2 separate regions of the Mus musculus genome follow, and region 1 is linked to region 2. A link is a loop called in an ENCODE intact Hi-C map of the cell type or tissue named here. Cell type or tissue: left cerebral cortex. All regions are shown on one strand. Links, peaks and the distances in the headings refer to the core of each region. The heading gives the core; the rest is flanking DNA. Region 1 overlaps Gas7 (growth arrest specific 7). Region 2 overlaps Myh13 (myosin, heavy polypeptide 13, skeletal muscle).

Region 1 (8,330 bases), core at 262-8,261, 300 kb before region 2:
CATCAAGTGACCCTAGGAATTGGTGGCAACTGCAGGACTTGAGGATGTGCCCCGGACCTGCTGAACCAGACAACAACTGTTCCCAGACCTGTGGTGAGGAATGTGTGAGAGGTGCTGACATCCAACCATGCTGCCCTGTGTAGGTGTGGCCCTGGAGAGAGTGGGGCCTCATGGTTTCTGCTCATGTTGGGAGAAGCCTGTGCACCAACCCACAGAGTCAAGTGACTCAGTCTAATCCATCTACAGGATATTCTAGGAATTCTCAGAATTGAATTTAGTCATTTAAATAGATTCAGAGTCACTCCTTTGACATAAGTCTTACTCATGCACCTTATGGTGGCAAATTGGGGGAAAACGGGGAGACTTGTCTATGTGACTCCAGACCACCTCAGAATTCCCATTCCCTGCCCTCACAGCCATACCATAACCCCTGCACCTTGGGGGACAGATGTGCTGCGTGTTTTCTTCATTTCATCCCTGCCTAAGGTCAACAACTACTCCTTTGGTTGTAGCAGTATTAGCCAGAGGGAAGAGCACAGATGTGTCTCTATCCCCGTATCGCCACCGCCACCTCACCTGCTCCAGGATGAAGCCAGCATGCTGCCCTGTGAACATACACTGTGAGGCCCCTGGTACCCTATATGTCCATCCTATATTTGAGAACATGTTTCAGGAATGTCTGCTGCACCTGAAAGTGGTGTGGGGGAAGGGTGTTTCTTTTTCCAGGACAGCCTGAGAAGCAGAGACGGGATCCTTTCACAAAGTGCCTGTTGAGAGGGTGGATTCAGGAGCTAGAATGCCAGGGATGCCAGCCTAGATCCACCCTATAGGCTGCAATGACTTTGGGCATGGCAACTAATCTGTCCTTCTTCTGACAGGTATGACAGTTGTAGCTTTAAAGAGTCATCGTGAAGTCACGTGTGCAAAGTGCTTGGAACAGAGGCAGAGACTAGACAGACAGCAAGACATTCCTCACGGTGGGGATGGTGACTTGAAGTCAGAGCCCTGGAGGATCCAGACATCCTTCCTCCCAGTGGCATCGTGAGAGGTGAGGGAGGAGTAGAAAAGGAACAGGAGGAAGGGATGTCAGCACTGCCTTCCAGATGGAGGCCTCTCCAAGTACGTCCTCCCCAAACCCTGACACCACAGAGAGAACAAGGCCACTGTAGAGAGAACCCTCAGCAGAAACCAGGTAAATTACACACACACACACACACACACACACACACTCTCACACACATACACACATACACAGATACACACATATACACACACATACATACACACATACACACACAGACACACACACATACATACAGACACACACTCTCTCTCTCTCACACACACTCTCACACAGACACACACACACAGTCTCTCTCTCTTATACACACACACACTCTCACACATACACACACACACACATACACAGAGACACAGACACACTCTCATACATACACATACAGATACATACACATACACACACAGACACACACACATACACACACATACACAGATACACACATATACACGCACATACATACACACAGACACACATAGACACACACATACATACAGACACACACACTCTCTCTCACACACACTCTCTCTCACACACACACACACACAGTCTCTCTGTCTTATACACACACACACACTCTCTCACACATACACACACACACACACATACACAGAGACACAGACACACTCTCATACATACACATACAGCTACATACACATACACACACAGACACACAGACATACACACACATACACAGATACACACATATACACACACATACATACACACATACACACACAGACACACACACATACATACACACATACACACACAGACACACACACATACATACAGACACACACACTCTCTCTCACACACACACTCTCACACAGACACACAGTCTCTCTCTCTCTTATACACACACACACACACTCACACACACACACACACATACACAGACACACAAACACACTCTCATACATACACATACAGATACATACACATACACACACAGACACACACACATACACAGATACACACATATACACACACATACATACACACATACACACACAGACACACACACATACATACAGACACACACTCTCTCTCTCTCTCACACACACTCTCACACAGACACACACACACACAGTCTCTCTCTCTTATACACACACACACACACTCTCACACATACACACATACACACACACATACACAGACACACAGACACACTCTCATACATACACATACAGATACACACACACACTCTCACACACATACACACATACACACACATACATAGATACACACATATACACACACATACATACACACACAGACACACACACATACATACAGACAGACACACACACTCTCTCTCTCACACACACTCTCACACAGACACACACACACACACAGTCTCTCTCTCTTATACACACACACACACACACACACACTCTCACACATACACACACACACATACACAGAGACACAGACACACTCTCATACGTACACATACAGCTACATACACATACACACACAAACACACACAAACACACACAAATACACACACATACACAGATACACACATATACACACACATACATACACACATACACACACAGACACACACACATACATACAGACACACATTCTCTCTCTCACACACACTCTCACACAGACACACACAGTCTCTCTCTTTTATACACACACACACACACACACACACACACACACACACACACCTCTTTTTCTCTTCCTTCTTCAGAGAACAAAAATATAAAAGACAAATGGTAACCATAGGAAAACACTTGCAATTCAGATGACCAGCGGTGAATCTCCCTAACGCTTACCCAAGCTGTGAATCAATCACTAAGAATGAGACACCAAGAAAATCAGGAAGAATTGGAATTCCTCAGCCGGTGGGGGAGAGGAGGCAGAAAAGAAAAGTCATGAGTGTGTTTTCAGAATGCTCAACCCTCTTACAGAGAAGTACAAGGTAATAGCAAAACCTATTATTATTTTTTTTTTACCAGTGCACCAGTGATTTCAAGTTTGATAACAGGTAGTGCTGATAGGCATTCAAGGAAGAGGTATTCACAGGTGTGGGCTGTGGAGCCCTCTCTGGAAAGCAATTTGGAAGTATCTGACGAAATGAATCAAATCTTCTGACCCAGCATCTTCCTTCTCTCCATATGAGCATCTGGCCTTACATATGCAGAGAGTTACAGTTCTAATAACAAACTCAGTATCTCTGGTCCCAGGCAAACAGTCTGAAACCATCACAAGGTTCCAAAATCTACCCAAGGAATGATGAAAGAAGTCTCGTAGGTGTAAGGTCCTGCGTTCCTTCCAATCCACATGAATGGATATATAAAGCGGTTTAAGAGGGAATGAGATGGGGGGGGGTGGCGTTTCTAAGACTTATGAATAGAAAAAGAAGCTTGAAGATAGAATATCATATGTTCTTGTTTATGTGAATTCAGAAAATTGCTCGGGGGGGGTATTTCTAGTGAATAGCACTGCACACTTTTGGGCACGGATGAAACCAGTGGCCATAGACTACTGTTGCTGTATAGCTCTGTTTTGTACTTTAATGAACTAATTTGAATACATGTCTTCCCTATTAGAGTCCCCTTCCGATTTACAATAAACATGTGAGGCATTTATGAAAATGTGTCTGGACCCAGGATGTATTACTATGTAGCTAATGTTTGTCAACTTATTTCTACCCCAGTTCACATGCTCTAAGGGGGTGGACTCGGTTCTAGGATGACACAGACTGCAGCGGGCTTATCAGAAATTAAAAGGAAGGAAGGATATCTAAAGATCTCCCAGCCCTCACTGCACAAGTCTTAAATCCAGAGGCTGATGTGCTGCCCTTGTGTGGTGGAGACTTCGCATCTTTGAGAAACTTGTTCTATCTCTTGTATCTAAGGGCCCCTCTTTCCGCCTTGTGTATCAGCTGATTGTTACCACTAGGTGGCAGCAGAAATCTGCTCATGGGAGCAATGTGGGGAAATTCTGGCATCAATAGGAGGGAGGGGAGGCCCTTCATCCTGTAAAGGCTCTATGCCCCAGCATAGGGGAATGCTAAGGCAGTGAGGCAGGAATGGGTGGGTGGGGGGTGGAGGAGCACCCTCATAGAAGCGGGGAAGAGAGAGGATGGGATGGGGGTTTGCAGAGGTTAAATTGGGAAGGGGGATAACATTTGAAATGTAAATAAATAAAATAATCAATAAAAAATAAGTAAATAAGTAAAACCAATGTTGGCCTCTGTACTACCCACAGGAGCTCACTTCCACAGTGTCACTAACTCCCTGGGGAGGTGGAGCAAGTTGGATGGGTGGGCTTGGGGTTACACTCTTCAAACAGGGATAGGGTCCTAAGCTCTTGGTGCCTGGAGCAATCAATCTGTCAATCTCTGGACCCAGAGAGAGGGCTTGGGAAAACCCAAAGGCCATAGCAGGAAGCCCTCAGTGTGATCTCGAAGTAGCTTGCCTGCTTCCTGTCTCTTCCCTTGAGGTCCCTGGACATGGTACAGGGAGGAGACACAGGGGAAGTTGGGAAAGACCATGCCACCGGAAAGCTACCCCTCCCCCAGCGCTGGTGTAGTCAGGACAATGGGCTCACCGGCCTGAGTGGACTTCCTCCGTGCCTTCTTGATGTCCTCCTCGGTCTTGTTGCTCAACTTGATCTCCAGCTGCTGGGTCTTCATCTCCAGGTCTTTCTGCCGCTCTGTGAGGGCTTTGCGGGCCTGGAGCGGGGAACAGCCCATCCCAGAGAAGCTGTTCATAAAGCTACAGCCGGGTTTCAGGGTCCAGCCACCCACCTACCTGATCTCATCTCCCCTGCTTGTGTGGGTGATGATGGCACCCTGGGGTGGAGGAGCTAGAGGGCTGGCACCTAGCTAGATTTTCCTTGTCTGCCCACTTCTAGCCACATCTGTGTGCAACCTGTCAGTCCCTGAGGCCATGTTGCCTCTGGAGCATATGCCTATCCTATGACCCTAAAACCACTGTCTCTGAGGTGGAGAGATGGCTCAGCTGGTTAAGGACACACTGGTTCTTGGGGCTGACACAGAGCTTGAGTCCCAGCACCAACGTGGTGGCCCCGAATCATCCGTAACTCCAGTTCCAGAGGAGTGGGTGACCTTCTTCTAATCTCAAAGAGCACCAGGCAAGCAGATGGTGCAGACATAGATTTGAGCAAAAACATGTATACAGATAAAATAAATATAATAAATAAATCTAAAAAACCAAAACAAAAAACAACAACAAAAACCCACTGTCTTTCAGGGTTGGGAGGGACCATAAGGTCAACTGAGTTTCCTACTGGCAGGGCTCAACAGGCTGTGACTACCAACTCCCTTATCTTGTAGCCTGAGTCCTTCCAGTGCCTGCACCGCCTCCTCCTCCTCCACCACCACCACCACCACCACCACCACCACCACCACCACCACCACCACCATTCTCCACTCAGCCTTTGTTGGAGATGTAGCAATGTTTTGGGTACCTGTTTGGTTTGCCCCTCCTGTTCTATAGAGCACTAAATCAGGCCACCCTGTCCCTCCAAGTCTGACTATCTGCATCCCTGCCTCCCATGGTTTGGGCACCCACAAGAAGGTAATTCTTTGGGCATCTGGGAGGGGAGATTAGTACAGGGAAGACCTGAGAGTGAGGCCCAGACACAGTAGCCATGTGAGTGGCTGTGGCACATCTGACTTGGTGTCCACATAAAGAGGGGATGCCTTGACCTGTGTGCCCATTACAGCTCCCACTTCACCTGCAGCATCTCCTTGCTCCCACTTGCCCTTGGGAGAGTCATCCAAGTGTCCTGGAGTAGCGACTACTGCCTGCCACATGGATGGATGCGAGTTCCTTGGACTACCCTCCCCCCCACCCCACTCCAGTGTACAGAGGCAAAGTGATACCTATCCTGTCCTGGAAGTCCCATGCTGTCCCCCGGCTGGGCACCCTGGCCTCTCACCTTCTCCACTGAGGCATAGCGGCTTGCCAGCTGCTTACGGAGGTCAGCGATGTGGTGGTCGCACTTTTTCATGTCTTTCTTGAAGTTCTCTCTGAAGTTCATCAGGGGTTTCTCCACCTCGCTGTGGAGCTGTGAAGGAGGGCAGAGAGAGGATAGTCAGTGTCAAGACATGAGCTGTGCTAACACAGGGGCGAGAGCCCCCGGCTTCTGGTGAGCCAGACACCCAGTGCTTTAGCACTGACCTACTTCTCCAGCCCATATATCAAGGACTTCTTAAAACCAACATTTTTTCTTTAAAAACATTGGCTTGGTAGTTTCTCTTTCCTTTTCCTTTTCCTTTCCTTTCCTTTCCTTTCCTTTCCTTTCCTTTCCTTTCCTTTTCCCTTTCCCTTTCCCTTTCCCTTTCCCTTTTTCCCTTTTTCCCTTTTCCCCTTTTTCCCTTTTCCCCTTTTTCCCTTTCCCTCCCTTCTCTTTTCTTTTCTTTCTTCTTTCTTTCTTTCTCTTTCTTTCTTTCTTTCTTTCTTTCTTTCTTTCTTTCTTTCTTTCTTTCTTTCTTTCTTTCTTCCTTCCTTCCTTCCTTCCTTCCTTCCTTCCTTTCCTTTTTTAAGATTCACTCTTAGCTCTGAAACCTTGGCTCCATGCATGGTATCAGTGATCTTTCCTGAAAGTGTTTCTGGAGATGTATGGTTGGTCTGGCCCATACCAGAGGGTCTGGCCTACTGGAGCTTCTCTTCTGAAGAGAAAAAGAAAATTTCCAGATTGGAAGTGATTCCCATGACTGTCTGGTCCGGGTGTTTCCAAGAAGTGAATGACTGCAGTTGTGAAATCAGCTTAGTGGGTCAGGTCGAGGCTTTTTGAGATAATAGACCCACCTTAAGAAGAACAAACTATTAGGGTACATTTTAGGCAGAGTAAAAGTAGTGTGTCACGAAGCATCTGTTTTGGTTACATATATGTGTATCCCTGAGTGGGTACGTGGGCAGGTATGTGCACGTGCTTGGTGACCGCGTACAAACGCCTCTTACAGTCACAGTTGGGCAAGATTAAAGCCTGGTTGGAACGCTTCATTTCACACATGAAGAAGTGGAACTGTGGGGATGCCATGTAACCCACCCTTGATCACAAAGCCTGTTAGTGACAGCACGGGGCGCACACACATCCTCTCGCCCACACATCTGCCCATGCACACACGCCCCTACTGCGTGCTTCAGGTTTCCGTTTATCAGCAGGGCTGTGTCTACGCTCCCCTCTTTCACCTGGGGCCGGCTCTAACTGCCTTCCAAAAGATGGAGCGCCTTTCTTGTGATTGCTGTTGCTATTAGCACCGGCTTGAGCTGAGAGACTGGGGACGCTGGAGAGTCTACCGTACAATCCTGTTTCTTAAAAGGCTTTTACCCCCCGACACTGAACATTCAGATGGAGAAGAATTTCAATAAACCCTTTTGGAGCTGACATAAAATGGGTTTTGTGCCTCGGGAATCATATTCTTCAAGGCTGACGAATCAATCCTCAGGGTCCCCTTCCTCTTAAGAAATCAGCGTGCCACCATTAGGAGGCTACTGGGGTAGTTTGCAGTCACCAACACTCCCAGGCCAGAGCTGTAGAGTGCTGATGGTGTAAAGTCTGCCGTATTTGCTTGCCCCTTCTCCAAGTGCTGATGGTGTAAAGTGTGCCCCTTCTCCATGAGCTGTCCTTAGCGCTGGGGTCTGTGAGCCTGTGAGCCTTGCATAAAATGGTCCTAGAGTTTGGTTAATCAGCCTGCATCCACCATTGGTATTTGCTGCGAGGACGGAAGCTTCCTTGGCTAGGTAGGGTCTTTCCCTAGTGCTGGAGCCTCTTGCTTCTAGTTGGCGGCCTCTGCCTCCACCTCAGGCAGGAAAAACATCTCTGCTGAGAGCTGGGACAGGAGGAGGGAGGCCCTGGAGGGAAGCTACTCATGAACTTAAAAATAACCCGCTGCTTCATCTGCAGCAGCAGAGTGGCTGTTCAGGGAGCTCTCTCCTCACAGGGGCTCCTGTGCCAATGTGCCAGGGATGGGCTTGACTGTATGAGGGTGAGCATGCTCTTGTGGGCTGGGAAATGTCACTCCCCACCCCCCGGGGGCGTGGGGGTGGGGCCATGCCAGCTCTGTCTCTGGCACTCACACCCTTCAGAAGCCAGGAGCAGCACAGTTCCCTGCAAAGCTACCCAGGGTCTCAGCCCTTGAGGCGGTCACTACACCATCACAGAGCGAGGGTTAGATAGCACTACATTTCTGTCCTTCAAGAGTGCGCGTGTGAGGGACCCCAATGCCCCAATTCAGTGGAATTGCAGTGACACATGG
Region 2 (8,330 bases), core at 82-8,081:
TCCCCTACCTGTGAAATAAGGGCCATCCATAAACAACAGTCTCTGTTGAGCTACATGTCTGCCACTGGGGTGCCTGAGCTCCATTTGCAAGCCTCTCAGGGGAGGCAGAGCACAGTCTGTGATAGGGGGCCCCCGCCTGAATTTTTCCAGGGGAGAAACAGTGAGGTCTGTAATGAATATTGCTGTCCCCAGACTCCTGTGTACACAGATGCCATTGTGGACCATGGGGAGTTGAGAACGGGGGTCTGAGGGTCTGTGCTTTCCCTATGCACCAGGCAAGAAGGGGATAGCTGAGCCCAGGACTGGGGGCAGAATCTCGTTTGGTCACCAGTGAGTGCTGAGAGCATGGAGGGTCTGGAAGAAAGAAAGCCTTCTCCAAGATATTTATCTGCAGCTCTTTATAATAAAGGCCTCCCATTGCAGCAATCCTTGATGAAGGATCTGGTCCTTCCTTGTCCAAACTGCTTTATTTGATTGAAGATGTGAATGTATATATCTTACTTGGGGTGAACCAGGGAGTAGATACTTTCTGAGGGAAGGAATGCCCAGGGAGGGAAGCTTATTGGCTAAACACTCGGGGCCTAGCTAGATACCTCATTAACATGGAGAACTCCAGGTTTTTATGCTATGTGACTGAATGTCATGGTCTTTGCAGTGGGGTATCATCGCTATGTGTTCCAGATCAGGCACTTTGGCAGGGAGCTGGCCCCATGCCCACCATTCTCAAATCTGAGATTTCCTGGGGTTTGGGCTTGCTCAACCTTACCAGCTCTTATGTCTGATGGCATGGTCCACTGGTCTCACAAGTCTCATTGATGTTTGCAGGGCCCTTGTCTTTGGATAATCATTTTCAGGGAGCCCTGGTCTGGGATCCAATAGACCTGGTGTGGGTGTCTGGCTCTGACACTGTCCCAACAGATTCACAGGTACCATTACCAATCTGAATCTTCTCATGTGGAGAACCAGGGACCAGGAACAGACAGACAATCATGATTCTCAAGGACACCTCTGGCCCCCACTCTTCCAAGAAATCATGTGTTTAACCCCCAGGTCATTTGCATAAGGCAAAGCATTTCTTTCCATAGCCAGAAGGTGGCAGCAAAGTCCTGTTTTGGAGGGGGCTTTAGACCTGGGTAGGAGACCTCAATGCCCTTGGTAGGACTCAAAATCCACCTTTGATACTTAGGTTTTAATGCTGAATAGTTAATAATAATAACCACAGAACTATCATTATCATTATTGGTAGCCAAGTAACAGCAATGATGCCACCTTCATTTGGGGCAGGGTTTTATAGTTGGGAAACATTTGCATATTGTTACCTAGGAATCTTTTAGCAACTCCAACAAGCAGGCAGGTGATGGATAATCAGACTTCTTATTCCATGCTAAGGTGTTTCTTGACTTGCTCACAGACTTTGGGAAGTATAGATGTACTAGGACAACTAAGTTTTCTTGCTTCCATGTTGTGTATTCCCTAGCTTGTGACAGGCTCCCTTCCTCTTCATCTGCACTTTGAAGGAGAGTTAGGGATCCAAAAGGACCCAAGGATTCAGGACTAGTCCCAGTTTCCAGTTGGACCTTAACACGTAGATGCAGAGGAGGGAAATTCAGGACACGAACCTCGTCTTCACTCTTTCTCTTTCAGCCCCAGGGAAGGAAATTATCATGTTACTTAATTTTTACAGGGTATATTTGGTGGCTTAGCTTGGCATATAAGACTGCCATGTGTTTATAGATCTGTCCATCCTTCCACCTGTCAGTCAGTCTTTCTTCCTCCCTATCATTCAGTAAGCTGAATAGTGATTATAAAACAGTAAGGGTGCTCCTATGATGAACAAATATGTAATGGAGAAGCAGGAGAGAGAAAATGGAGCAGCGTGTGTGGTATGGAGAGAGGCAGAACTGGAGGCATGATGGTTGTGACAGGAGAGAGAGAGAGCAAGAGGGGGGATGCTGAGGGCAACATGTTCTCATTGCACAGTAGGGTAGCAGCAGCCTGGAGCTTACACAAATACAGATTCAGCCCCTGAACACGTCACTCTAGTTCTGGGCAACATCAGAGACCCAAGACAAGGAAAGGTTCACTTTCTGGATTGGACCTCCTTGAAGGACCACTGTGGTCCACGTTGCCACTATAGAGGCCATGTTGGTGTCTGTGGTCCATGTTGCTGCCCCAAGCCACCATGAAGCCTGAGATCCATGTGGACCTGTGCAGTCCATGCTGCTGACTGATGCCTTGGTGACATCCTTGGACTTTGCTGCCTGGAGATGGGCGTTGGTGTGGACGGCATGTGCAGCCCTCTAAGGGAGCTGAGGGCCATCCAGGAGTGGGTTGGTGGTCCTAATGTGGCCAGGGGCTGCAGTCATGCTCATGGCTGTCTCCTGAAGCCATGTTGATAACCCTGGGCAAGGGAAGTTGCTCTTCTCTGTGGCTGCACAGTTCTCCTCATTTGATGGCTTCTGGTGGGGGCGGAGATGAGAAAGACTCACCTTCCCTTGGAGGGCTGGATACTAGGGATTTGACCATGCTCCAATAAATATACGGACAGCACAAAATGATCTTGTTCATTTTATATTTTTCTTTTCTTTTCCTTTCCTTCTTTTTTTTGGGGGAGGGAGATCATAAGGAAGGGGGCAGAATGAGAGGACGGGTTGGTGAGCACAACTGGGGTTCATGATGTGAGATTAAAGACATAACACTCTTCTATGAAGAATATAGGCATTGTTTATCCTTCAACAGAGACCCAGGCAGGGACCAGAAACTCAGTGCAGAGACTTAAGAGTAACTTTTTCCCGCGGAGCTCCAGGTAAACTGGGGGGGGGGGGGGGATATCGGGGAAGTGGAAATTCAGATCGCATCTTTTGGGCTACTGAAGAGGGATGATGGCTCCATAGCAATTTCTCAGACTCCAAGCTTGGCAAGTTAATTCCTCAAACCACGGGAGACCCATAGAGAAAGTCACAGACTCAGAGACTGTTACCCAGCCAGGCCTGTGTCCCGTGTTCCTCCAACCTCCTAGGGTGAAATCACAACCCTTCCCATGACAATAGTAAAATATTAGAGTGCTTTCTGTATGTCAGGCTCCAGGCCAAGTGTATTCCTTACATGTTTTTATTTGCATCTCAAATATAAACTTTGGAAGTGCTTGATTACACCCTATTTAGCATGTGGAAAAACTGAGGACTAAGTCACAAAGCAACTTTAGACTGGGAAGGAGGGAGTTCTGGCAGGGTGAGACCCAGTCGGGGGTGTAGTGCTGTTCAGTTATAAGGACTGGAGGCCAGACACCAGAACCCACACTGGGTGGTTCACAAATACCTATAACTCCATCTTCATAGGATTCATCCTCCTCCTCTGGCCTCCATGGGTACCTGCACATGCACATATATGTGCACATAGACATATAAATGTGTACATGAACACTTATACACAAATCAAATCAAATAAATCTTTACAGCACAAAGATTCATGGCTGTAATTGTTTTTTTCTCCCATCCTAAAGAATTCGGAAACTAAGGTTAAGAGAGAACCACTTGCCCAAGGCAAGACAGATTACATGCGACAGTATCAGAATTCCTCCATTGAGGTTTGCTGGATGCCAGAGCCTGTGCTCCTGTACAGATCAGGTAGCCAACTAGGAAAGTCAAGTCTAAAGAGCATACATTAATCCAAGGTCGCACAGGAAGAGCCTGTAAGGGGCCAGGCTGAGGTCTGTATTTAATATTGGCTCATAAGCTTTCTGTCATGGTCCTCATCCCATACCATCCTCCAGGACCAGCCAATCAGCACAATCGAAAATCTTGGGCCCTTTAGGACCCAAGAGAGACTTGAGACTAACAGGCTTCTGTTTGGGTAGAGAGGGGATGGTGATTAGACCCGGTCTCAGCCTGAACTTTGAAACTCAGAAGTTCTCCAAGTCCAGTTTGTTCCTTTGACATTTTGCCTTGGGCATCCTGAAGAGGAAGAAGGCAGGTGGAGGAGTTGCCCGTGTCAGGGAGTGGTGGACCAAGGCCCAGTCTACATTTCCCCAGTGTGTCTGACATGCTGCAAGTGAATGGATTTGATGATAACTACTGCTTGCTCAGATGCCCTCTAGTGGGCACCAGAGATCTGTACAGCCCAGATCCTAAATGGTGTGGGAAGAAAAAGCAGAGTAGCTCAGTGAGGAGGAGCACTGACCTGGGAGTCTGATCTCCAGGGACTATCTTCCACTCTGCCCTGGACATGAGTAGAATGTTTAGTCATCTGAGCCCACTAAACCTTCTGATCATTTAGGGGAGAAGATAGAAAATCCAGTTTGCGAGACTTATGTATTCCTAAGAAGAAAATAATAGTTACCCAACGTGTTCTCTCTCTCTCTCTCTCTCTCTCTCTCTCTCTCTCTCTCTCTCTCTCTCTCTCTCTCTCCTTCCCTCCCTCTATTCCTTCCTCTCCCCTTCCATCTCCCTCCCCCACCTTTTTGAGACATGGTCTGTCTATGTAGCCCTAGCTGTCCTGGAACTCACTATGTAGATCAGGATGACTTTGAGTTCACATGAGTTCCACCTGTCTCTGCCTTCCCAGTGCTGGAATTAAGGGCTTGTGCCACCACCACACCCGACCTTCTTTTTTTTTCTTGAAGAATTTATTTTTTAAGTATATTGAGGTCTAATATATAATAGACAAATAGGAGTTTTATAGTGCTAAGGTATATAACTTGTTTTGTTGTTGTTTCTTTATGTGCGATGCTCTTGAACTCAGCACCTCACATAAATATTGAGTTGCTGTGCACATCACCATATCTCTGGAACTTATTCATCACGTACACCTGAAACTTATTTTCTTTCGGCCAACATTTTCTCATTTCCTCCAACTTCCAACCCTTTCTAACTACCACTCTGCTTCTATGTGTGATTGTTTTAATTCCACACACATGTGACATCATTTAAGGGTTGTCTGTGTCTGGCTTGTTTCACTTAGCCTGGTGTTCTCTGTGTTCATACATGTTACCACAAACAACAGGATTTCCTTCTTCCTAAAGGCTGAAGAATAGTCAGTTGCATATCCGGGCACAACTGTTGTATGTGTTTGCACGATATGTGTGTGGGTCATTGTATACATGTACATGTGAGTATGTGGAGGCCAGGTATGACATCCTCTCTTGTTGTTCTTCATCATATCTTTTGAGACAAGGTCTTTCACTGAACTCGGAGGACACCAGTTGGGTAGATGAACTGACTAATAAGCTCCAGGGGTCCTTCTGCCTCTGCCTCTCAGTACTGGGTTACAGGTGTGCACTACCCCTCCCAGGCTTATACACAAGTGCTCAGTCCTCAGGCTTGCTCAGCAAGCACTTTACCTACTAAGCTATCTCCCCAGCCCTGGCCACCATTGTTTTGGACAACAGATTTGCAAACTGCATTCACCCAGCACAGACATTTAGACAAGGGATGCTTCCATATCTTGGGTATTGTGAATAAGTCAGAGGGAAACAGAAGTGCAATTTCATTGTCAAGATCCTGATCTCAGAAGATGGCAGGGCAGTACCATGGCACCGCTTTTGCTTTCTGTGGAAGCCTTCACACTGTTTTCTACGGTGGCGGAGCCCACTCACTTCCTCAGAAACAGTGTGCTTGGGTTTCTGTATCTCTCTGTTGTCGCCCACCCTTGTTAGCTTTCATCTTTCTGGGAAGAACAATTTTTAACAGGCATCCAGTGTGGCCTGACACAGGGTCTTTGGTTTGAGTTTTACTTCTTTTGTGTGTGGTGCTGAGGATGGAAACGAGAGTCTCTCCCACAAATCAGGCAAATGCTCTCCCAGTGAGCCACACCCCTAGCCTGGTCTTTATTTTAAGGTGTTTGTAAAAACTGGAAGTTCACCTGGCAACTGGCTGGGTCTACTCGAGGTAAGGAGTGAACATGTCTCCCCATTTCTCACTTTCTTTCCGTTTACAACAGAGCAGGCAGGAATCTGGAATTCAACCCCACAATAACAAACACAGCAGAGCATGGATGCTGAATCTGCAGGAGGGTTTATTTTTCTCAAGTCTCCCTTTGCTCTCCCGGAGGTGGCCCATGGCAACGTGCCTCTGGAGAGCCTCATTCTTCCATCTTCTGTGGGAGAAAAGAAATTGTATACAGGAAGTGAGTCAAACTCCACGGGAGACCCAGCATCCCCTTCGAGTGGAGCAGGTGCAAACTCTGGAACTTCAGAAAAATAGCTTTAAGGAATAGGCTTCGTCTCTCTTTGTGTTGACAAAGAAACCAGGTAAGCTGCTAGGGACAGGACAAGTCACCTGAAAAGCAGAGGCTTCCTAGACTGCATCTCTATCAACAGGGAGACAGGGGGACAACATGTCTGTCTCCCTGTGCCTCTTGCAAGAGCCTGGTATACAAGTCTATGCTAAAATGGTGTAAGTGCCTGTTTGACCGGTGGCAAGAATGAAGGCACCAAAAGGCATCCTCTAAGCTCTCCCTGGTTGGTCTGTTGGTCCTTAGGTATGACGAACCTGTTGGGAAGACACAGTTCTCAGGTGTCTGCTTTTACCTGGCCTCCCACATCACGGCTCTTGGCCCTTAGCTTGTTGACTTGAGACTCAGCGATGTCTGCCCTCTCCTCAGCCTCCTCTAGCTCGTGCTGGACCCTCCGGCACCTGGATAGCTGTGTGTTGGCTTGCTCCTCCTGCATGGAAAGAAGATGGAGGCTATTCAGCGGTAGAACCTCTCTGTGACTCTGGGGTTCTGAGGAGTCAGGGGAACCAGGAAAGTGTGAGCTTTGGTTCCTCTGACAGTCCTGAGGGAAGATGAGTTCTTTTGAGAACGATGAAAGCATCCTGCTCAGAGCTGGGGTGTTATGCTAACTAGGGGCTCCTTGCAAGCTCTTCTTGTTCTTCTTCCAAAGATCATCACATGGTCCCCTGAACTCCCTCTCCACAATAGCTCTCCCATGCACATAATCCGGAGATGACCCAGCTCCAGGGTACTCTCGCAGCACCTGAAGGTCTAGGCCCCTTCTGTTTTGTTTTTGATAATTGCCATGTATCTGGGCATGTATTATATGGTGCTGCATCATCCTGCTGGGACTCTACGAATCTGATGTGCACAATCCCCCTACTCTTAACTGTTTCTGGTGTTCTTATTGAAAGTAACTGACCAGGCTCCTGAGCAGGGAAGGAGGAGGGCAAAGGCGAAGGCCATACACCAGTCATTTCTTCCTTCAAACACTGGTCTTGAGAGATGCTCTGCAGGCAATACTACAGTCCCAAAGGCAAGACAGTACAGGAAAGGCTCCGTTCTAGAGGGCCCTTTTACTTTGGAGAGTTAATTAACATATTTAGCTATAAAATCAGAGAACTTCCTGAAGACAGCTAGTTTAACCTTACTATGCTGATATTTTTCTTTTCATTTAATTTTTAAAGACGGGCTATCTCCATGGAGTTCAGGCTGGTCTCAGACTGTTTCCGTTTGGAGAATGCTGAAGATCACAGGCCAGTGTCACCAGCCTGTATGATTTATTTTCTATAACGAGAAAAGCTACTTCTCATCTTGGCCCCAAAATTTTGCTATTTATAGCCCTCAGGCCCAATGCCCCAGGGAAGACATCTTTCAAAGCACTGGTATTGGTCCATTTCCTGTTTTTCCTGTTGATTTTACCTGTTTGATCAGGAGGCAGTTAAACAGGGATAGAGGGTGTGTTGAGGGAGTTGCTGAGGAAGGCTGGGGGGTGGGATGGGGACCAGGAATGTAGAGTGCAGGGAGGGGAGAGAGAGGAGATGATAAGCATTAAGATGGGGTATTTCAGAGCAGAAGGGCAGGAACCAGTGCCAGTAGGTGGTCGTCTGGTCTGGTCTGGTCTGGTCAGGGAGAGTTGGGATGCTGCAAGGTCATCAGAGTAAACTAAAATGCTCTGGGATGGATAGAATGAACCGGGATGGGGTTGGATAAAGAGATGTAGGTTGGAGAAGGAGGTGGCCCGGAGAAGTTGGGGAGTTATGAGGGTATAGAAAACTTGGAGGTGGAGAAGATTCCAAACCATAGACCAAGGGAGCAAGGAAGGGTGGGTGTTTCTGTGTGTGATCTGCAGGTGCCAGGTCAGACCTGGGACTCTGAGTAATTCTGATCAGGTTGTGGCTCCCACTCAGACCTCATGAGGACACCCCACTGGGTGACAAGGTACACGGGGACCTCCTGTACTCACAGCCTCCTCTGCCTGCCTCTTGTAGGACTTCACTTTGGCCTGCAGCTTGTCCACCAGGTCCTGGAGCCGGAGGATGTTCTTGCGGTCCTCCTCGGCCTAGAAACAAGAGCACCAACAGCAGAGACCTTCAGCCTCTGGCTCCCAGTGCTGGGGT

Evidence for each region. A loop is a pair of places that touch in the nucleus more often than their neighbours do. Peaks named below come from ENCODE experiments on the same cell type or tissue, not always from the same donor. Only the 100,000 strongest peaks of a DNase experiment are listed, where the experiment ranks them.
Region 1: it touches region 2 in a loop (5-fold over the local background); 9 of 42 quality-filtered maps call a loop at or near these places.

Annotation. Positions count from the first base shown.
Region 1 is chr11:67,672,044-67,680,373 of GRCm38, reverse strand. Gas7 (growth arrest specific 7) reads right to left here. Exons shown (of 14, transcript NM_001109657.3): 10 at 6,008-6,136; 11 at 4,652-4,775. It also overlaps a transcript of Glp2r not described here. Among named protein-coding and RNA genes, the nearest start is that of Rcvrn, 19 kb to the left of the region's middle. In left cerebral cortex, for the core only: a CTCF peak has its summit at 3,985 (motif pointing right); DNase peaks (open chromatin) are centred at 939, 4,000, 7,043, 7,989 and 1 more place; H3K27ac peaks cover 3,762 bases.
Region 2 is chr11:67,369,251-67,377,580 of GRCm38, reverse strand. It overlaps Myh13 (myosin, heavy polypeptide 13, skeletal muscle), which reads right to left. Exons shown (of 39, transcript NM_001081250.2): 37 at 8,177-8,272; 38 at 6,527-6,661; 39 at 5,994-6,093. The coding sequence ends at 6,079. Among named protein-coding and RNA genes, the nearest start is that of Gm40029, 23 kb to the right of the region's middle. In left cerebral cortex, for the core only: CTCF peaks have their summits at 1,085 (motif pointing right) and 4,102 (motif pointing left); DNase peaks (open chromatin) are centred at 1,078, 4,089, 5,594 and 6,063.